Linked DNA regions of Homo sapiens: regions 1 and 3 are each linked to region 2. Evidence: chromatin loops called from intact Hi-C (ENCODE). Cell type or tissue: GM12878. All regions are shown on one strand. Region 1 overlaps RTTN (rotatin). Region 2 holds the start of CD226 (CD226 molecule). Region 3 overlaps RTTN (rotatin).

What was found. A loop is a pair of places that touch in the nucleus more often than their neighbours do. Peaks named below come from ENCODE experiments on the same cell type or tissue, not always from the same donor. Only the 100,000 strongest peaks of a DNase experiment are listed, where the experiment ranks them.
Region 1: it touches region 2 in a loop (4-fold over the local background); 2 of 110 quality-filtered maps call a loop at or near these places.
Region 3: a loop joins it to region 2, with 2.3 times the contacts of the local background. A loop is called at or near these places in 2 of 110 quality-filtered maps.

What each region holds. Positions count from the first base shown.
Region 1 is chr18:70,054,903-70,062,902 of GRCh38, forward strand. RTTN (rotatin) reads right to left here. Exons shown (of 49, transcript NM_173630.4): 36 at 4,948-5,140; 37 at 2,840-2,930. Among named protein-coding and RNA genes, the nearest start is that of CD226, 110 kb to the left of the region's middle. In GM12878, no CTCF peak of the experiment used is centred here; a DNase peak (open chromatin) is centred at 4,199; H3K27ac peaks cover 391 bases.
Region 2 is chr18:69,946,065-69,954,064 of GRCh38, forward strand. CD226 (CD226 molecule) reads right to left here and starts at 1,809. Exons shown (of 6, transcript NM_001303618.2): 1 at 1,297-1,809; 2 at 670-1,005. The coding sequence starts at 1,342. RefSeq lists an enhancer at 79-128. In GM12878, no CTCF peak of the experiment used is centred here; a DNase peak (open chromatin) is centred at 3,037; H3K4me3 peaks cover 2,696 bases; H3K27ac peaks cover 5,128 bases.
Region 3 is chr18:70,032,399-70,040,398 of GRCh38, forward strand. The region is part of intron 40 of RTTN (rotatin); the gene reads right to left. Among named protein-coding and RNA genes, the nearest start is that of CD226, 89 kb to the left of the region's middle. RefSeq lists an enhancer at 4,498-4,907. In GM12878, no CTCF peak of the experiment used is centred here; a DNase peak (open chromatin) is centred at 4,473; H3K27ac peaks cover 1,428 bases.

The DNA of each region.
Region 1 (8,000 bases), 110 kb after region 2:
AGCCATAAAGTCTATAATTTTGTAAAGAAAGAAAGATTACAAAAACACCCTTCAAAGTGCATAAGCAGGGGTGGGGGGAAGCTAGCCTAGTTATTGCTACAAATAAAATGCAAATATGTTCTATTTTTGCCCTCAGCATAAAATTACTATTATTAATTATAAAAGAAAAAATTAAATCATCTTCAATATTACCAACAAAACCATCTCTGGAATTTGCCTGATGCTAATATTGTTAAGTATTAACTGGCAAAAGTACTTTTCAGAAAAATAATCCTCTGAATATGTAACAATTAAAGAATGAGCTGTGATGTCTCATTTGTCCACTACCCTCAAGCAATGAGCCAGTTACATATAAGTGAATTTTATAAAGATATTCTGAAATCAGTCATTCTCTCTCTCTGTACACACACACACATACACACACACACACACACTTTTTTTCCTCTCACCTTATTCTGGGGTTGTAAGAGTGTAATGAAGAGTCGAGAGCCTGTTGTAAATTTGTGGAGTATGTGTCTCTGAGGTCAATGGTCTCAGACTATTTACAAATAGTTCTGCCCTACTTCTCCTGATGAATACGTCCTCCCTTTATCTAATCTGCCAACTTACTTTATATAAAAGTGTAGGTGGCTCCAGGCTTCACAAACTCTTCAGTTTGTGAAATTTAATTTGTTTACTGCCGTGAAGTCTTGAGACTTCATATTACATTCATACTCTACACTACTGAAATTATAGCAAGTCTGACCTCTGGATGTATGAAATATTACCATAAATAGATAAACCATGCCAGGTGAGGCAAGAAGAAGTGTTATAGAGAAAACGCTGAATTGCTAAAGATTCTTTTGTATATGATCACATTCAAGATTAAATAAAATATTCATATCTTAAGAGTAGTTGATAAAGTAACTCTTTTTCTATGTATGGCCCTCTTAAAAAAAAATACCAACCAACTGACCACAGACTTTAATCCATCATACCTTTAGCAGAGTATCACCCCACCAGCAGGGCTCTGGCCACCCCATCTGCCGCAGGCACTCGCAGCCTGCTCCCTCACCTCCCCAGCTTTCTGCTTAAGTGTCACCTTCAGGAGGCCCCTCCCCTTTCTGACACACCCTTTTACCCATCCTCAATTGCTTTTTTCCATACCATTTGTGACTATCTGATACAATGCATTTTATTTACTTGTTCACTGTCTGTCTCCTGCATTTATGGCACAGACTCTACGTGAGGAGAGATGCTCATCTGCTTTGTTCAAGGATATATCACTAGCACCTAGAACAGAATCTGGTAAAGCAGAGGCTCAAGAATTTTCTGAAATGAGTGAATGATCTTATATAAATACCAAGAGCCCAGAAGCATTTAATCTACATAAGGCCAGCTGGTGCAGTGGTTAAGAATGTGGGCCCTGGAACTGACCTGCATAGGTTGGAATCTATGTCAGAGACCTTGGACAAGTCACTCATCTCTCTGGGCCTCAGGCATTTCCTTTATAAAATGACATTAATGATAACTTCATGATTCTTGTGAAGATTACATGAATTAACAAAAACAAATGCCCATAAATGTTTGCTACTGCTATTATTCATTCATCCCACAAGTATCAAGTGAGCACCTGTCATGAGACAAGCCCTATGCCAGACACTCAGAACACAATGGAACATAACAGCCAGCAAGGTCCTGACTTCATGGAGCTGACTGTGCCCCTCTGGCCTCATCTTGCCCTCATAGATTCTGCTCCAGCGACTCCACCCTCCTTGCTGTTTCTTGGATAGGCCAAGCATACCCCAACCTCAGGGGTCTTGCAATGACCATAGGACTAGCTTCTTCACTAACTTTGGGTCCCACGACACTGCCTAATCATCCTAAGTGGAATAGCCCTACCCTTCCAACTCTGACATCACTTCCTGTCCCCTGCTTTAGTTTTTCTTCTGAGATGTCTATCATCTTCAGGCATATATGGATTTTCTAATTATCTATTCTCCCAACTTGAGGGAAGGGTCTTTGTTTTATTCACTTGGAGAAGATTCAGGCACACAGCAAGTACTCAACAAAGATTTGCTGGATGGAGAGCAGAAAAATGGAGGAGACAGTCATTATGCAATAGGCATGCTCAGGTGAAAACACTGCACCAGGACAACAGCTTCAAAGACCATGCGTGTAGCATTCCCAAACTTTGTAATGGGGTCTGTCTTATTCAGCTCAAAGAACACATCTCAAAGCAAGAGATATTGGTCTACTTCACCTTTAATTCATCACCTCCTAAATAAATCTTGTAGCCCTTCTTAAAATTTGATTTTGAAATAAAATTTCTGTTAGCAACAGCTACATGAATAATTGTTAAGCATGTTTTATAAATAGATTCTAGCTATAGGCAAGAATTTAAAACTAAATATCTGTGAAGGAACAAGAATAAATCATTTTTATCAAATTGGGTTTTGAAAATACACATAACTTAGCCACCAAATATTTTAACAACTTTAACTTTGGTGTAAATAACAGAGATAGCCTAAAATCACAGAAGCAGGAAGTGAACTATACCAATGTCCCTCTTTATTATTAAAGTGGTGCTCCAAGATATCCAGACACTTGATCATACATTTAAAGCTGGTTAATGATGGAGTCAAGAATAGAATCTAGGTCTTCAAACCCCACCTCTCTTTTCTAACATCCAGACATGTCCCATATTAAAATTTCAAGTAACGTATTTCGAATAATCTCATCATACCATGTATATTTTGAGAGGTTTTCATCCTTTTCCTATGACTAGTATCTCCTCAGCAAGATTTTTATTTTTGACACCTAACGTAAACAAACCCACAAACAGACTTGAGATGCTTACCTGAGCCTGAGTGTGTTCAGCTGGAGGTGATGAAGGCAGCAGGGCTCTGAGTTCCTGGACACATGTCTGTATGAGGGTAGCATCTGCAATGCTGTGACGATCAGAAAAAGAAAATCCTTCAGAAGATTAGTATACTTTTTATTAAAGATTAAGAAATCAGAATTTGAAGTTTAAAGGTAACTCGAATACAATTCAAGAGAAAGGATCTTTATAAGCAAAGAAAATGTTTATAAAAAGATATCTCAAAGAATTTCAAATTGTATCCTGGGTTACCTTCAAACAGGAAAATATCTTGTCAGAGAAAAGTGAGAAGCAAAGAGCTGTGAAGAAAATATCTAAGGAAACCTAATTAAAAGCAGAATAAAATATAATACAGCCCATGAGTAACAGGAAACTTGGTGGTTATTTTCCTAATAAAATAGCAAAAATACTGGCTAAAATAGCAAGAACACTGTTCATATTTAGAAAGTAAAAAACAAAATAAAGTAAAACAGGCCGGGTGCGGTGGCTCACGCCTGTAATCCCAGCACTTTGGGAGGCCAAGGTGGGTGGATCACCTGGGGTCAGGAGTTCAAGACCAGCCTGGTGAACATGGTGAAACCCCGTCTCTACTAAAGGTACCAAAAATTAGCTGGGTGTAGTGGCAGATGCCTGTAATCCCAGCTACTCAGGAGGTTGAGACAGGAGAATCGCTTGAACCCAGGAGGCGGAGGTTGCAGTGAGCCGAGATCGCGCCACTGCATTCCAGCCTGGGCAATAAGAGTGAAACTCCGTCTCAAAATAAATAAAAATAAAAAAATAAAAATAAAGTAAAACAAGTAGGATTTTTTTAAAGTCAAAAATGAAAAACAGGTACGGAAATATGATAAGCCTTTGCCATAAAAGGTCTTTTAATGCCCCTGTGGCCTCAATGCCACATCAGACTCTTAGCTGACTCGTAAGAAGCAAAGAAGATCCTATCCCTAGAGCTCTATTTTGGTCATCTTCAGGCAGGAGCATCCAGGAAGGAAAGCCAACTGACTAGCAGTTACTTTTCCAATCCGAGTAGGTACAGTAAAAAAATGATCAATAAATATTAAAGCCAGAACAAACTCATACTCCATTGCGTATCATACATGTTAAAGGAATAATTACAATTGAATGAGGTGAAACAAGGAATACTTCTTTTAGAGTTTATATTTTCTAGAGTTTTCTTAATATCCCAGAAAGAAAGAGAAGACACTATGATTTGGCAAGAAGATGCAAGACATTTCAGATGGTGTATGTTCAAAGGTAAAGGGACAGAGAGACAGAGAAATGCAAATAAACATGTGGTCAAAAGGAGGTGGGTATGGTTGGCTAGAATAAACTGAACACCAGAAGAAAAGAGAAGTAATACTTAAGGGGGTATCCTAGATACCATCACTTTTAATTCTCACACTAACCCCATTAAATAGGTGTTAATGACACAGTAGGGAGTAATTTCCCAAGGCTGCAAGCTACTGAGTGAATGAACTATAATTAGACCTTAGGTCAACCTGAATTCAATATCTAGTCCTTTTCTACTATACCTTCCTAGAAATTCAGAAAAATTATGTTACAGACTGATTAATATCAAATAAGTAATAAAAATTCAAATAATTTTTCTTTGAATTTAATTTCCCTAAATTTTATCAGAATACTTTTTGATGAAAAGTTTAATTTCCCTTAACAAAATAACTCCAAATGAATTTAACCAATAATTTTTCAACCCAGGGACATTATTCTGATATGACCACTAAAAAGATGAATTCCCAAAGTCCCTCACATCCATTAAGAACAGGGGATAGCACCATATTCCTTAAGTGTGCTGGAGGATAAATAAGGTTTAGAATCCATGAATTTTAGAAAGCAGGAGTTTTTCTTTGGCCTTAATAGTCAAGATAACAAACTAATACAAGTGCTTTAATAGATGTAAAATAAAAACCACCAAGACAATTCTGGCAAAAGCAAAATCCTAGAGTTCAATGAGCCTAAAAAAGAATAAAGCTGTATTTCCAGGTCACAAGAAATCTTGTATCAAGTCATGAATACAGTTTGTGTAAATTTATCTCAACTAACATGCCTCTCTAGGAGTATTTATCTCTTACCTACAGAGAAGTTCTATGAGATGAGCTTGTCGAAAAGCCTTTGCAGTGTCTCTGGGAGCAATCGTCAAGAGGTTGTCCAAGAGGCTGCACATTGCTGAAAGAAGAGATGGAGTAACAAAAACACACAGTTTGGGCAGGGGAGCAGAAAGAGATGAATCATGAGGTGGCCGTGGTGATGTACTTTCCTGGTGACCTATTATTGAAAATAAACATAAGAATTATTATTTACCTTACAGCTATGTACAATACTCAAAAGTTCTTATAATCATAGGAAAGTTCCTGAAAATGATAATGTATAGTTGGGGAATTGCCTTAGCTTCTTGGCTCATCTTAACCTTGAGGTTAGGGGTCAGGCTACCCCTACTACTCCTGACCTCCACCTTCCACCATGTGTGGATGTAGATGTGTAGATGTGTACACACGGACATTGTCGTATGCAGAAGAGACAGGTCAGAAAGGGCAGAACATGACTTCATGCCCCACGTATTCAGACACTGAGAACAAAAAGATGATTTACAATCCTTTTTCTGAAACTCGAGGGGCCAAAGGTGTGTCCAAATTCAAATAATCTTTAGGTTTTCTTCAGAGTAAAATCTTACTATTTTTATTATTTTTAAATTTTTAATTATGGATATATAATCATTGTACATATTTATGGGGTACACATGATATTTTGATACAGGCATACTATGTGCAATGCTCAAATCAAGGTAACTGGGACATCCATCACCTCAAACATTTACCATTTCTTTGTGTTGGGAACATTCCAACTCCATTCTTTTAGTTATTTTGAACTATACAATAAATTATTGTTAACTATAGTTACCCTGTTGTGCTACTGAACACTAGATCTTATTCCTCCTAACTGTATTTTGTACCCACTAACCATCCCTTCTTTATCTCTGGCTCTCCACTCTTTAGCCTCTGGTAACCCTCATTCTACTCTCTATTTTCATGAGTTCAACTTTTTTTTTTTTTAGTTCCCAAATATGAGTTGCAATATTTGTCTTTCTGTGCCTGGCTTATTTCATTTAACACAATGGCCTCCAGTTCCATCCATGTTGCTGCAAATGACAGGACTTCATTCTTTTCTCTGAGTAATATTTCATTGTGTACATATATGGTTCATTTTCTTTATCCATTCATTTGCTGACGGAACTTAGACTGATTCCCTATCTTGGCTATCACGAATGGCGTTGCAATCAACATGGGAGTGCAGCTATCTCGTCGATATACTTTTTTTTTCTTTTAGATATATACTCAGCAGCTGGATTGCTGGATCAGAGGGTAGGTTCTATTTTTAGTTTTTGAGGAACCTGCATACTGTTCTCCACAGTGGTTCCCAACAACACTGTATGAGAGCTCCCTTTTCTCCAAAATACTTTTAGACTTTAGAACAGTAATAAGGTACCTGCACCCTACATTAGTGAACACCTCCATTAACCTTTGAGCATTCCCTTACTTTCTGGCACAGCAAGATGTTCCAGGTTCATCTTGTTCTTTCCTCGTCCAAGCTCTAAAATTGGATATTTGTTCCAAAGTGTCGATTCCCTAAAGTGGAGAATGGAGTTTGGAAAGCAAGATTTGGGCACTAAATGTATACATTGCTATTTAGAGTGTCATTGTTTCTAAGCTAGAAAACGTGTGTGTATATACGTATGCATGCACATACATACCCCTGGGCACATAAACATATTTTATCTACGAATTAAAAATCATTAATTTGCCTGTAATTCCAGAATTTTGTGAGGCTGGGGTAGGAGGATCACTTTAGGCAAGGAGTTCAAGATCAGCCTGAGCAACATACAGAAACCTATCTCTACAAAAAGATTTAAAAATGAACCAGGCATGGCGGCACATTCCTTTAATCCTGGCTACTCGGGATGAGGTGGGAGGATCGCTTGAGCCCAGGAGGTGGCAACTGCAGTGAACTATGATCACAGCACTGTCCTCCAGCCTGGATGACAGAATGAGACCTCATCTCTTAAAAAACAAAATAATTGATTCATACTGAAAGCTCCAAATATAATCCAACACTCCAAATATAATCCAACATTAAACATCTTCCTTCCCTTCCATATTTGTAATTTCCGTTATGTGAAAGTAAAAATTCTGGCTTTCATTGTCTACAATATATTTACTTATTTGCCTTGCCTTATGAACACAATAAGTAGTTTCAGAATTTCTAACTAATAATACTGCAAAAAATAAAACTAGTAACTAGAGTTCAATGCTTGGTTACAGTTCATTTTGCCAATAGTCTGAGGACTAAAGTCCTAAAAATATGTCTGAGAGTTACTGGGGTTACTTCCTCTCTCACTTCAATGCTATTCATGTGAAATGTAGCTGGATTAATTGGTTTGTATTCCATGTTATTGTTTCCCATTTTTGTTGATTTTATTTTTTTCAGCAAGTAAAACATACATGGTTATAAAAGTCAACCTATACAAGAAGATACATGCAGAGAAGGGTCACTATCCCACCCCTCAATCTCTTCTACACTGTTCCCATCCTCTCTTATTTCCTAACTAACTCCCACCCATTCTCATAATTAATCTCATTCATTTCCAGCTGTTCCTTCCTGTTTTCTTTCTACACAAATAGATACACGTATTTTAAATTTCCCCTTCTTTCATATGCAAAAGTAGAAAACTGTAAATATCATAAACTATAAATACTCTTTATCATTGTGCTTCTTTCTTCACTTGACAATATTTCCTAAAATTTGGTCCATATCTGTTTGAAGATATCCTCCCCTCTTTTTTTTTTTTTTTTTTTCGTTTTTGGAGAAATGGTCTCACTGTTGCCCAGGCTGGAGTCTGGTGCAATCATGGCTCACTGAAGCCTCAAAGCCTGGGCTCAAGTGCTCCTCCCACCTCAGCCTCCTGAGTAGCTGAGACCACAGGTGTGTGCCACCATGCCTGGCTAATTTATTTTATATTTTGTAGAGATACAGTCTCACTATCGTGAAAAGTATCTCCCACCTCAGCCTCCAAAAGTTCTAGGATTATTGGTGTGAGCTGCTGTGCCCAGCCCCCTCTTTCTAATAGCTG
Region 2 (8,000 bases):
TCCCAGCTACTTGCGGGGCTGAGGTAGGAGAATCGCTTGAGCCCAGGAGCTGGAGGTTGCAGTGAGCCAAGATCATGCTACTGTACTCCAGCCTGGTGACAGAGCAAGACTCCATCAAAAAAAAAAAAAAAAAAAAAAAAAAAAGAAGGAAGAAGAAAGAAAGACAGGAAAGAAAGGAAAGAAAAGAAAGAAAGAGAGAGAGAGAAAGAAAGAAAGAGAAAAAGAAAGAAAGAAAACAAACTTAGATTTGGTACTGTAGGAAGAACCTTGAACACACAGGGGTTGATGTGGGTGCTGGAGTGTCCAGCAGAAGGGAATGGTGCTATGTCACTGTGATAAAACCCTGAAAGGATCCTGAACCCATGTGTTGCCAACATCAGTTTAATCAAGGCTCAGGTTATCATTAAGACAACAAAAAACCTGTGCTTTCTTCTACTACATTCAAATTTGAAAGGCACTTCTACTCGGACACAACAGCACAGTCAGAAAAATGAAACAGACTCCCAAGATTGCTCCTTCAAAGCAGTAACATCAAAGCATCTAGAAATGGAATTGGAGAATGCCACAGAAATACGAGAAGACATTCTATAGCTTCTACTTGGGCTTTATAGAAATAAATGTTGTAAGTGGATAAAAAGGGATTTAAAAAAAAAAAAAACTTGCCCTTACCTGACTGAACCACCTGTATCACCTTCTGCCAAGTTCCCTGTGGGTAAGTGTAAAGAGAGCAGGAATAGTAGCCAACATCATCTTCAGAGGCATTCCGAAAGAAAAGAGTCATGTTATTGGAAGCCATCGTTGAATTCAAAAAGTAAACCCTCTCAGCATAGGGCTTCCTTATGACCATGCCATGAGTAGGGCTGAAAATGGCTATGGAATCCTGCTGGGTCCCGATCTTGAACCACTCCACCTGTGTTAAGATGCCCATTGATGGATACACACATTCTAGAGACATGTTCTCGGCAAAGGGAACTGATGTATGCCAAAGCACCTCTTCACATAGAGCTGAAATATACAACATCACATTAATTGTTAGCCTTGATGATGGAAACACCAAATCAATATCTTAAGCTTTTGAAGACCTAGTGCATTGAGATCACAGTAAAGGCTGACAGTTTCTGCCTTTGTCTAAAAAGGCGTCCTGCTGATAATTGGAAAATGTAACTTTTAGTTTTTCTGAACAAGTGAGAAATTATCCTAGCCAACTAAAGAGCACTGTAAATTCTGAATATGCCACACTGTACAAACAAAAACAGGAGCAAAACTTTTAAATGAAAATATAAAGATCATCTTTACCTCTGTATACATGAAGAAGAGCCAAAAGTAAAGTAGGATAATCCATCTCTGGAAACTGTTTGAAAGGCTGGTTCTATTAAAAAAAAAAATTGCTTTTTATAATGTGACATGCAGATCCCCAGCACAATGCAGTTTCCTTCCTCTCAGATGTTATCAGTCGTGTCTTCTTTTTCTGAAGTATGAACACAGGAAAAAGGCCTTAGCTTAAAAGACAGGTTTGCTCCTTTATGAGGATGGGCAGATTTGAGTTTCTTCTCTCTCGGGGAACCAGTCGGCTTATTTTCGGGCTTTCATTTTCTACAAGGAGTCATTCATTCAACAAACATGTGCTGCATGCATTCTCTGTGCCTAACTCAGCTGTAGGCAATGAGGATACAATAATACAAAAAAAAAAAAATATTGCCATGATAGAACTTACATTCTATGTGGAGGAGGCAGAAACTAAAATAAAGATGTAAAAATATAAATAATAAGTGAAAGGTGGTGCATGCATGGAGCAGAGAAGTCCTCACTGAGAGCATAAGATGAGGCAGAGGCTGAAGTGGGCGGAGGGAGCCTACGCCCAGCGCTGACAGCCCATCCTGTGGCCTTCCTTTCACCTCTTCCTCCTTGCTGATCTCAGACATTTGCTTTGATGAGGACCAAAAAACAGATCAAAAGCCCATCAGATACAAAAGTATGCTGGCCCAGGGCATATGCAGATCTACCATTATGAGAGATTTAACTTCTGATTTTGAAATAATTATAGAGTCACAGTAAGTCACAAAGAGAGTACAGACAGGTCCCTGTCCCCAGGTTCTGTCAGGGGTCATATCTTACATAATTATAGTACAATATCAAAACAGGATTCATTTTTCAGGTTCATCATTGCTCTCTTCTTTCTCTTATAAAATACAAGTTCCAATTCTTAAGAACTTGTTAGGTACAAGTTCCAATTCTTAAGAACTTGTTAGGAACATATCAGCATGTTAGTATAAAAAGTATACCCCTACAAAAAGAGGAATTGTATAAATGCATTTGACCCTGGTAAGACTGTCAAAATAGAAGATGAGTAAAAATTGGGAAAAGTAGGAGCAGAAACCACTGAAGACAATTTTATCTAATGCCGACCCTGAACTTTGTTTGTGACTCAGTCTCAAAGTGTATCAGCAAGTGTCGACTACTCAGCATGAATATCTAATGTGGGAACTTTCTCAGGGAACATAAAATCAACAATGCAATGATAATCAGAACAAAATTGTAATGTGTACATATAATCAAGCATGGTGTCACCTTGTGTTTATATGGCATTATATTTTCTAAAAGTTTTCACATCTATGATATTATTTGTGCCTCTAGTTGTTTTGTGATGTAGTCAAAAGAGGCATCTGTTATCTCTGTTTTGTAAATAAGTCAACCCAACAATTCCTCCAAATTGTACTGAGTTATGCTGGGTCCTCTGCTTAGTCCCTTGGAAATACAATCATAAAGAGGACACATCTCTGCTCTCAGGTTATGCATAATATAGTGGGTCATATTAATTTTAAAAGCAATTTATTGTAGCAAAACATGATCATCTCTATACAAGTCATTTGCTAAGTTTTATGAAAGCCAGAGAGAACAAATCATTCTAATAGATTGTGGAAAAGGTTTTATAGAAAAAGTGGGGGGAAAACAGAGGCGTGACAATGCGGGTGTTTCAGGAAATGGTGTGACTACAGTCTAGTGGGTGGGGAAGTGACCGAAAATGAGACTGAGTCTGGACTGAAAAGTGACCTGAGTGACACACATAAAGGAACTGAAACGTAGCAATCAGAAACCGCGGCGTCATGCTAACTTCTGTAACTCCAGCACCCAGCACAATTCCTCAGGCAAAGCAGGCTCTCAGTAACGCCTGTGACGTTAACACATTCCTGAGAGGAACATGGAGCCGCCGAGGAGCTGATGGAGAAAGCGGTGCACACAACTTCGCGTTTTGGAAAGATAATCTTGGTCACTGTACAGAACAAACTGGAGTGGCAAGGACATGGAAGACCTCCATCAGAATTGGAAAAATTAATTTCATCTATTATGTCCTATTATGTCCTAATGACAAGATTTTCCCCTGACAGGCACCAGCAAAAATCAAACTACAAATGCCGGGCTAAACCAAGTCCAGAGAATTCCTGAGGTCCTGAGGACAGGGTCCCCCTAAGTACTCCTCCTGCATTCATATCTTCTGTCTCAGGCCTGTGTCCCTTCACACACACACACACACACGGATACATGCACACACTGACACACTCACGTGCTCAAATGCATGAACCCACACATGCTGTCTCCCAAACATGCATGCACTCACACACACATGCAGTCTCACATATGCACCCACACATGCTCTAACACACATTCACACACACAACATGCACCCACATACACATGCACCCACACACACATGCTCACAGTCTCAGACACACAATCACATGCATGTGCACACATACTCTCACATCCACGCACACTCACACTCATGCACTTACACGTTATCACTCACATATGCACACTGTCTCACTCTATCTCAATCACATGCATGTGCACATATACTCTCAAACACACATCCACACACACGCATGCACTTACACATGCTCTCACACTCACATATGCACACATTCACACTTTGTTTCTCACACTCTCTCACACACACAATCACATGCAGGTGCACACATACTCTCAAACACGTATACATGCACTCACACACATGCACACACGCATGCACTTATACATGTTCTCACACATGCTCACATATGCACACACAATCTCACACAATCACATGCATCTGCACGTACTCTCAAACACACTCGTACATGCATACACTCACATGCACGCACACATGCATGCGTTTACACATGCTCACACACATTTGCACACACTCTCACACACTCTGTCTCTCTCTCTCTCTCACACACATACTGCATCTGGCGTGATCTCAAAACAGAGTGTACGGCCAAAGTCTAACATACCACCTGCTCTTTTACAGAAAAACTTTTTCATGCCCCCAGTCTAGTTGGAAAGACAGACATCAGACGAACATACAAATAAATGCACAGTTATGAAGTGCATGTCACGTTATGAAAAGGAAGCAACACACACAGGCATGGGAGAGAATGGCTGGGGCTGCAGCCAAGCAGAGGCTGTGTCAGGTTGGTGGTCGGGAAAGGCTCTCGGGCAGTGAAGTGTGTTCTGGAATCTGCAGAAGCAGGAGGCTGTGGCCACATGCAGGGTGTGGCCAGGTGTGTGAACGAGCAGTCCAGGTGGATAGGAGAGCAGGTGCACAAAGTCAGAGACTTTGTGGAAGTTTTTCAATCATTGTAGCTGGATACATTGAGGGGAGATGGAAACAGAAAGATGTAGAGATGAGTGGGGTGGGAGTACATTTGCCTTATATACTTCCTGGTACAATTCTAAGAGCGATTGGAGATTGTTAAGCACCAGAATGATATAATCAGATTTCAATTATTAGAAAGATAACTGACCATCACCCATTTCACTTTCCTCACTCCTAGCAGTACTGTACCTGAGTTTGAGTATCCACCCCTTTCCACACGCCACAGAGATATTATGACAAATAGAAGCTATTGTACTGAAAACTATGATTTTGTGTGTGTGTGTGTGTGTGTGTGTGTGTGTGTGTGTGTGTGTAGAGGTGGGGACGTGCTATGTTGTCCAGGCTGATCTCAAACTCCTGGTCTCAAGTGACCCTCCCACTTCAGCCTCCTGGGTAGCTGGGACCCAGCTGAGCCACCACACTCAGCTAATTTTTTAAAATTATTTTTTTTTTGGAGACAGGGTCTTGCTACATTGCCAAGGCTTGCTTGGAGCTTCTGGACTCATGTAATTTTGCACTTGTACATGTTGGCCTCCTAAAGTGTTGGGAGTACGGGCATGATCCACCATGCCCAGCCTGAAAACTATGATTGATTTGAGGGGTCAGAGAAGCCAACTATGGCCTGAGTTGGCCCATCAGAGTGAAGGAAGTTATTCACATTCCATGCCAGAAAAACAGCATGGAATGTGAACAATTTCTCTTCTCTCCATCCTTGTTTCTATCTTTATCTCCTCTCATTATGCATGAACAAGAATGCTGTCCTGGTTACCACAGGCAGCCATATTGAAGGAAATCAGCCTGAGGACAAACAGGGTGGTAGAGAGAGACAGAATGAATGTGGGGCTCAGATGGCATTACTGAGCTACTGAATCCACCAACTCTGAAGTCTGAACATATTACATAGAATTGCAAGGGGTCCTGAATAGCCAAAATGGTATTAAAAAAGAAGAAAAAGCTGAAAGACTAACATTTCCCATTTCAAAACTGTAGTACACAGCTACAGTAATCAAAACAGTGTGGGTATTGGCATATACATAGACAAATAGACCAAGGAAATTGAAATGATGATCAAAACAGATGTTAGGTAGGATGTGGAGGAAAGAGAACATTTATACACTGTTCATGGGAATGTAAATTAGTACAACGTCTATGGAAAATAGTATGGCAGTTCCTCAAAGAACTAAAAATAGAATTACCATTAGATCCGGCAGTCTCACTACAGGGTATCTACCCAAAGGAAAAGAAATCATTATATTAAAAATATACCTGCCCTTATATGTTTATTGCAGCACTATTCACAATAACCAAGATATGGAATCAACCTAAGTGCCCATCAATGAAGGGTTAGATAAAGAAACTGTGGTATATATCCACAATGGAATACTACACAGCCCTAAAAAGAATGAAATCATGTCTTTTGCAGCAACATAGATAGACCGGGAAGCCATTATATTAAATGAAACAACTCAGACACAGAAACTCAAAAACCACATGTTCTCACTTATAAATGGGAGCAAAATAATGTGTACCCATGGACATACAGTATGCAATAATGGACACTGGAGACTTGGAAGAATGGGAGAGTAGAAAGGGGTGAGGGATAGAAATTACTTAATGTGTACAACATATATTATTCAGGTGATGGTTATATTAAAAGTCCAGACTTCACCACTACATAATAAAACTGCCCTTGTACAAAACTGCCCTTGTACCCCTTGAATTTATACAAATAAAAATAATAATAAGCCCATACATCTATGAACAATTGATATTCAACAAGGTGCCAACCCCACTGAGTGGGGAAAGAATAGCTTCTTCAATAAATGGTCCTGGGACAACTGGATAGCCACATGCAAAAGCATGAAATTGGATCCCTACCTCCGTGAAACACAAAAATTAACTCAAAATGGGTTGACCTAAATATAAGACCTCAGACTGTAGAAATCTTAGAATAAGCACAGGGGTAAATTTTTAAGACCTGGAAGTTGTCAACGGATTCTTAGACATGACAGCAAACCTATGGGCAACAAAAGAAAAAAATAAATTGGACTTACTAAAATTAAAAACTTTTGTGCATCAAAGGACATTTTCAAGAAAGTGAAAAGTCACCCTACAGAATGCAAGCAAATATTTGCAAATAATCTATCTGATTATGGTCTAATATCCATAATATATAAGGAACTCTCACACTTTAACATAAAAGAAACAACCCAATTTTCAAATGGGCAAAGTACTTGAATAGACATTTTTCTCCAAAAGATGCTCAACATTATCAGTCAATAAGGAAACACAAATAAGAACCACAATGAGAACTCACTTTATATCTACTAGGATGGACATAATCAAAAAGAGAAAAATTAATATGTTAGGGAAAATGTGGAGAAATTCGAACCCTTGTGTACTGTTGCACAAGCGTTGTAAAGAAATGTAAAATGATGCAGCTGCTGTGAAGAACAGTTTAGAGATTCTTCAAAACGTTCAACAGGATTACTGTATGACCCAGAAGTTTTATTCCTAGGTATATACTCAAAAGAATATACTCAAACCAATATTTGTAGACCAATGTTTACAGCAGCATTATTCACAAAAGCCAGAAGGTGGTAACGATCCAAGCGTCTGCCAACAGGTGAATGAATGAATGAACAAATTGTGATCAAATCCATACAATGGAATATTACTCAGCCATAAAAAGGAATGAAGGGCTAATGCATGCTACAACATGAATAAGCCTTGATAACATTATGCTAAGTCAAAGAATGCAGAAACAAAAGGCCACATTTTGTAAGAATCCATTTATATGAAATATCCAGATAGTTAAATCCATGGAGATGGAAAGCAGATTGGTGATTTGCCAATTGATTGACTGTTGGAAGGAGGGAATAGGGAGTGACTGTTTAAGGTATGGGGTTTTCTTTAAAATGATGAAAATGTTTTGGAATCTGATAAAAGCGGTCATCACAGAACACTGTGGATGTACTAAATACCACTGAACTGTATATTTTAAAATATTTAATCTTGACCTGGTGTGGTGGCTCACACCTGTAATCCCAGTACTTTGGGAGGCCAAGGCAGGTGGATTGCTTGAGGTCAGGAATTCAAAACCAGCCTGGCCAACATGGTGAAACCCCGACTCTACTAAAAATACAAAAATTAGCTGTGCGTGGTGGTGCGCAACTGTAATCCCAGCTACTTGGGAGGCTGAGACAGGAGAATCGCTTGAACCCAGGAGGTGGAGGTTGCAGTGAGCTGAGATTGTGCCACTGCACTCCAGCCAGGTCAACAGAGCAAGACTCCGTTTCAAAAAAAAAAAAAAAAAGTTTAATCTTATGTTGACTAAATCTTAGGTGAACAATGTTATGTGAAT
Region 3 (8,000 bases), 86 kb after region 2:
TGCAGCCTCCTTCATGCCGCCTTGCCTGCAGGCACTCACCCATCTCATGCAATGACACACATAGGCTCAAAATAAAGGGATGGAAAAAGGCTACCAAGCAATGAAAAACAGAAAAAAGCAGGGATTGCAATTCTAATTTCAGACAAAATAGACTTTAAACCAACAAAGATAAAAAAGACAAAGAAGGGCATTACAAATAGTAAAGGACTCAATTCAACAAGGCAACCTAGCTATCCTAAATATATATGCACTAAACACAGAAACATCCAGATTCATAAAGCAAGTTCTTAAGAGATCTTCAAAGAGATTTAGACTCCCATAGGGTAACGTGGGAGACTTCAACACCCCATTGACAGTATTAGACAGATAATCCAGGCAAAAAATTAACAAAGATATTCAAGACCTGAACTCAACACTGGACCAAATGGATCTGATAGACATCTACAGAACTCCCCACCAGAATACAACAGAGTATACATTCTTCTCATTGCCACATGGCACATACTCTAAAATCAACCACACAATCAGACACAAAACAAATTTCCGCAAATTCAAAAAAATCAAAATTGTACTGATATGGTTTGGATCTGTGTCCCCACCCAAATCTCATGTTCAACTGTAGTCCCCAATGTTGGGAACTGGATCATTGGGGTAGATCCTTCATGAATGGTTTAGCACCGTCCCTTTGGTTCTGTTCCTGTAACAGAGTTCTCGTGAGATCTGGTTGTTTAAAAGTGTGTGGCATCTTGCCCCTCTCTCTTCCTCCTGCTCCCACCATGTGAGATGCCTCGCTCCCCCTTCTGCCATAATTGAAAGTTTCCTGAGGCCTTCCCAGAAGCTGAGTAGATGCCAGCACTATGCTTCCTTACAGCCTGTGGAACCATGAGCCAATTAAACCTCTTTTCTTTATAAATTACTCCGTGTCAGGTATTTCTTTACAGCAATGTAAGAATGGTCTAATACATATACCATCCACACTCTCAGACCACAGCACAATAAAAACAGAATTCAATACAAAGAAAATTGCACAAAACCATTCATTTACATTGAAATTAAGCATCCTGCTCCTGAATAACTTTTGGGCAAATAATGAAATTAAGGCAGAAATCAGTAAGTTCTTTGAAACTAATGAGAACAATGATAACATACCAGAATCTCTGGGACACAGCTAAGGCAGTGTTAACAGGAAAATTTTGAGCGCTAAATGCCCATATTGAAAAGTTAGGAAGATCTCAAGTTTGCACCTAACATCACAACTAAAAGAACTAGAGAAGAAAGAGCAAACCAACCCCAAAGCTAGTAGAACACAAGAAATAATCAGAATCAGAGCTAAAGGAGACTGAGACATGAAAAACCATTCAAAAGACCAATGAAGTGAGGAGCCAGTTTTTTGAAAAAAATAATAAAATATATGGACCACTAGGCTAGATTAATGAAGAAACGAGAAAAGATCCAAATAAACATAATGAGAAATGACAAAGGGGATATTACCACTGACCCCAGAGAAATAAACATCAGAGACGATTATAAACACTTCTATGCACACAAACTAAAAATCTAGAAGTGGATGAATTCCTGGCCACATATATCCTCCCAAGACTGAACCAGGAAGAAACTGAATCCCTGAACAGACCAACAATGAGCTCTAAAATGGAATCAGAAATAAATAGCCTGCACACCATAAAAGCCATGGATCAGATGGATTGACAGCCAAATTCTACCAGATCTATAAAGAAGAGCTGATACCATTCTTACAGACACTGTTCCCCAAAAAAATGAGAAGTAGGAACTCCTCCTCAATTCATTCTATGAGGCTAGCATCATCCTGACCCAAAACTGGCAGAGACACAACAACAAAAAAAAGGGTCAATATCCTTGATGAACAGCAATGCAAAAACCCTCAACAACATACTAGCAAACTGAATCCAGCAGCACATCAAAAAGCTAATCCACTACGAACAAGAAGGCTTTATCCCTAGGATGCAAGGTTGGTTCAACATACGTGCAAACAAATAAACATGATTCATCACATAAACAGAACTAGAAACAAAAATAACACGATTATCTCAACAGAGGCTTTCAGTAAAATTCAACATCTTTTCATATTAAAAACTCCTAACAAATTAGGTATTGAAGTAACATATATTAAAATAACGAGAGCCATCTATGACAAACCTGCTGTCTACATCATACTGAATGGGCAAAAGCTAGAAGCAATCCCCTTGAAAACTGGCACAAGACAAGGATGCCCTCTTTCACCATTCCTATTCAACACGGTACTGGAAGTTCTGGCCAGGGCAATCAGGCAAGAGAAGGAAATAAAGGGCATCCAAATAGGAAGAGAGGAAGTCAAATTATCCCTGTTTGCAGATGACATGATCCTATATCTAGAAAACCCCATCGTCTCAGCCCAAAAGCTCCTTAAGCTGATAAACAATTTTAGCAAAGTCTCAGGATACAAAATCAATGTGCAAAAGTCACTAACATTCCTATATACCAACAATCAAGCCGAGAGGCAAATCAGGAATGCAATCCCATTCACAACTGCCACCAAAACAAAACAAAATAAAATAAAACAAAATGCAATACCTAGGAATACAGCTAACCAGGGAGGTGAAAGATCTCTACAAGGAGAAATACAAAACACTGCTGAAAGAAATCAGTGGTGACACGAATGAATGGAAAAACATTCCATGAACATGGCTAGGAAGAATCAACATTGCTAAAATGGCCATACTGCCCAAAGCAATTTGTAGATTCAATACTATCCCTATCGAACCACCAATCACATTCTTCATAGAACTAGAAAAAACTTTTAAAATTCATATGGAACCAAAAAAGAGCCCAAATCGCCAAGGCAATTCTAAGCAAAAAGAAAAAAGCTGGAGGCATCAAGCTACTTGACTTCAAACTATACTACAGGGCTACAGTAACCAAAGCATGGTAATGGTATAAAAAATAAACACATAGACCGATGGAACAGAATACAGAGCCTAGAAATAAGGGTGTACACCTAGAACCATCTGACCTTAGACAAACCTGACAAAAACAAACAATGGGGAAAGAACTCCCTGTTCGATAAATGGTGCTGGGATAACTGACTAATTATATACATACATTGAAACTGGACCCCTTCCTTACATATATACAGAAATAAACTGAAGATGGATTAAAGACTTAAATATAAACCCCAAAACTATTAAAACGCTGGAAGACAACCTAGGCAATACCATTCTGGACACAGAAAGTGGCAGAGATTTCATGATGAAAATGTGAAAAGCAACTGCAACAAAAGCAAAAATTGACAAATGAAATCTAATTAAACTAAAGCGTGTCTGCACAGCAAAAGAAACTATCAACAGAGTAAACAGACAACCTACAGAATGGGAGAAAATATCTGCAAACTATGCATCAGACAAAGGTCTAATATCCAGCAACTACAAGGAACTTAAATTTACAAGAAAAAAACAACCCCATTAAGAAGTGGGCAAAGGACACAAACAGACACTTCTCAAAAGAAGACATACACATTGCCAACAAGCACATGAAAAAAAGCTCAACATCACTGATCATTAGAGAAATGCAAATCAAAGCCACAGTAAGATACCATCTCACACCAGTCAGAATGGCTACTAAGAAGTCAAAAAATAACACACGCTGATGAGGTTGTGGAGAAAAGGGAATGCTTATACACAGTGGGAGTGCAAATTAGTTCAACCATTGGGAAGGCAGTGTGGTGATTCCTCAACAAGCTAAAAAAAGGACTGCAATTCAACCCTATAATCTCATTACAGGGTATACACCCAAAGGAATATAAATCATTCTATCATAAAGACACATGAATACAAATGTTCACTGCAGCACTATCTGCAATGGTAAAGACATGGAATCAACTTAAATGCCCATCAATGGAAAACTGGATAAAGAAAATGTGGCACATATACACCATGGAATACTATGCAGCCATAAAAAAGAGTGAGATCATGTCCTCTGCATGAACATGGTTGGAGCTCGAGGCCATGATCCTTAGGAAACAATGCAGGAACAGAAAACCAAATACTGCTTGTTCTCACTTATAAGTAGGAGCTAAATGATGAGAGCACCGGGACACAAAGAGGGGAACAATAGACAATGGGGCCTACCAGTGGGTGAAGGGTAGCAGGAGGGAGAGGATCAGAAAAAATAACTATTGGGTACCAGGCTTAGTACCTGGGTGATGAAATAATCTATACACCAAACCCCCATGATACAAGTTTACCTATATAACAAACCTACACATGTACCCCGAACCTAACAGTTAAAAAAGAATCGGCTGGGTGAGTGCAGCAAGGTGGCAGAATAGAAGCCTATACTGTCTGTCCTCCCCCAACAGGAACACCAAATTTTAACAACTATATGCACACAGAAAAGCACCGTCACGAGAACCAAAAATCAGGTGAGCAATCACAGTACCTGGTTTTAATGTGTACGGCTAAAAGAGGAACTGAAAAGTGTCGGAGATATAGTCTTGAATCACCACCCCTCCCCTATCTATCAGCAGCAGCTGCCTGGTATGGCGAGCTAACTTGCACACTTGGAGGAGGGAGAGAGCAGCGACTGGGGGACTTCACACTGAATTCAGTGCTGCTCTGTCACAGTGGAGAGCAAAGCTGTGCTGGGCTCAGCCAACACCCATGCATGGAGAGATCATTTAGATCAACTGCCCAAACCAGCAGTCAGAAGTGGAGTTTCTTGGCAAGCCTTGCCACCGTAAAGCCAGTGCTCTGGGGTCCTAGGTAAACTTGAAAGGCAGTCTTGGACACAAGGCCTGCAATTCCTAGGCAACTCCTAGTATTAGGCTGGGCTTAGAGCCACTGGACTATGGTGGCATGTGACACAGGGAGACAACAGCCAGGGCAGCTAAGGGAGGCCTTACACCATTTCTCCCTCAATCCCAGGCAGTGCGGCTCGCAGCAACAAAAGTGACTCCTTCCTTCTACTTGAGGAAGAGAGTAAACAAGACTTTGTCTTGCATCTTAGATACCAGCTCAGTCACAATAGAACAGGGCACTGGGCAGAGTTGTGAGACCTCCATTCCAGGCCCATTCCTGGATGACAAAATAGACAAAATGTGGGCCAAGGGAACCCACTGCCTTGAAGGGAAGAAACCAGTCCTGGCAGGATTCATTACTTGCTGACTAAAGAGCCCTCAGGCCCTGAATAACCAGCAGCAATATCCAGATAGTACACCACAGGCCTTGGGCTCTGGGACGTGCTGACTTTAGGTATGACCCAGCACATTCGCAGCTGTGGTGGCTACAACAAAAGACTCCTTTTGTTTGAGAAAAGCAGAGGGGAAAGTAAAGGGGACTTTGTCTTGCATCTTAGGTATCAGCTCAGCCACAGTGGGTAGAGCAACAAGTAGGCTCTTGGGCTCCCTGAATCCAGGCCGAGCCTCTTGGACAGTATTTCTGGACCATCTCTGGGCCAGAGGGGAACTGATTGTCCTGAAGGGTGAGCCCCAGGTCTGGCAACATTCGTCACAGAATGACAGAAGTGCCCTTGGGCTCTAAGTGAACATTGGCAGCAGCGTGGTAGAACTCCCATGGGACCGTGGTATTGGTGGCCAAAAGGAGAGTCTCCTTTTCCTGTGGAAAGGGGAGAGAAGAGCAGAAAGGACCCAGTATTGTGGTTTGAGTGCCAGGTTAGTCACATTAGAATAGAACATCAGGTAAAATTCTAAGGTTTTTGACTCTAATCCCTGGCTCACAGATAGCATCTCTGGACCTGCTCAGGGTCTGGGGGAACTTACTGCTCTGAAGGGAAGGACAGAAACCTGGCTGGCTTTGTCACCTACTGATTATGAAGTCCTAGGGCCTTGAGTGAACACAGGTAAGCAGGTAGCGACTGCAGTGGGCTTGAGAGAAACCCAGTGTTGTGTTGACATCAGGACTAATCCAGTGCAGTTCCAGTGGTGGTAGCCACAGGGATGCTAATATCACCACATCCCCAGTTCCAGGCTGCTCAGTATATAGAGAGAGACTCTGTTTGTTTGGGAGAAAGTAAGGTAAAAGAACAAGAGTCTTTGCCTGGTAATCTGGAGAATTCTTCCAGATCTTATCCAAGACCACCAAGGCAGTACCTCTACAAGTCTGCAAGAAACGAAGTGTTATTGGGCTTAAGGTCCAATTCCCTTGGAATGCCTGGGAAGCCTCCTCAAGGAGGACACACACAAACAAGCCCAGACTGCAAAGACTAAAACAAATACCTAACTCTTCAATGTCCAGATATTGACGAACATCTAAAAGCATCAAGATCATCCAGGAAAAAATGACCCCACCAAATGAACTAAAATAAGGCATCAGAGACCAAGCGTGGAGAAACAAGAGATATGTGAACTTTCAAACAGAGAATTCAAAATTGCTGTGGTAGGGGAGCTCAAAAGAAATTCAAAATAAGAGAAGGAATTCAGAATTTTATCAGATAAATTTAACAGAGAGATTTAAATAATTAAGAAGAATGAAACAGAAATTCTGGAGTTTAAAAATTCAATTGGCATACTGACAAATACATCAGTCTCATATTAGTAGAGCTGACCAAGTAAAAGAAAGAATTAGTAAACTTGAAGGCAAGCTATTTGAAAACACAGAGTCAGGGGAAGGAGATAAAAGAAAAATGAGAATAAAGAAGAATGAAGCATGCCTATAAAACCTAAAAAATAGCCTCGAAAGGGCAAATTTAAGACAAAGAGATAGTGGTAGAAAGTTTATTCAAAGGGATAATATCAGAGAACTTACAAAACTTAGAGAAAGATCAATATTCAAGTACAAGAAGGTTAGAGACCACCAAGCAGATTTAACCCAAAGAAGACATTTAAGATATTTCATAATCAAACTCCTAAAGGTCAAGGATAAAGAAAAGATCCTAAAAGCAGCAAGAGAAAAGAAACAACATACAATGGACCTCCAATATATCTGGAAATGTTACAGGTCACGAGAGAGTGGCATGACATATTTCAAGTGCTGCAGGGAAAAAAAAAAAGAAAAACAACAAAAAAACTTTACCCTAGAATAGTACATACGATGAAACTATCCTTCAAGTATGAAGAGAAATAAAAACCTTAGACAAACAAAAGCTGAAGGATTTCAACAACACTAGACCTGTCCTACAAGAAATAGTAAAGTGAGTTCTTCAATCTGAAATAAAAGGATGTTCGTGAGCAAGAAGAAATCATCTGATGTTACAAAACTCACTGGTAATAGTAAGCACGCAGAAAAACAGAGACTATTGTAACACTGTAATGGTGTTGTGTAAACTACTCTTATCTTAAGTAGAGAGTCTAAATTATGAACCAATCGAAAATAATAACTACAGCAACTTTTTAAGACAAAGACAGTACAATAAGACATAAAGAGAAACAACTAAAAGTTAAAAAGCAGGGGAGATAAAGTTAAAGTGTAGAGTTTTTATTAGTTTTCTTTTGCATGTGTGCTTGTTCATGCCATCAGTACTAAGCTGTCATTAGTTTAAAATAATGGGCTATAAGAAGGTATTTGCAAGCCTCATCATGGTAACCTTTTACCAAAAAGGATACAAATGGAGACACAAAAACTAAGAAGAAATTAACATACCACCAAAGAAAATCATCTTCACTAAAAGAAAGACAGAAGGAATTAAAGAATGAGATCACAAAACAATTAGAAAACAAATAACAAAACGGCAGAAGGCAGTCCCTACTTGTCAATAACAACATTCAATGTAAATGGACTATGGACTAAACTCTACAATAAAAACACACACAGTGGCTGAAGGGATGAAAAAACAATGCCCACTTATCTGTTGCCTACAAGAAACATATTTCACCAATAAAAATATATACAGACTGAAAATAAAGGGATGGAAAAAGACATTCCATGCCAATGAAAACAAAAAAAAAATTGGGAGTAGCTATACTTAGACAAAATAGATGTCAAAACAAAAACTGTAAGGACAGACAAAGAAGATCATTATATAATGATAAT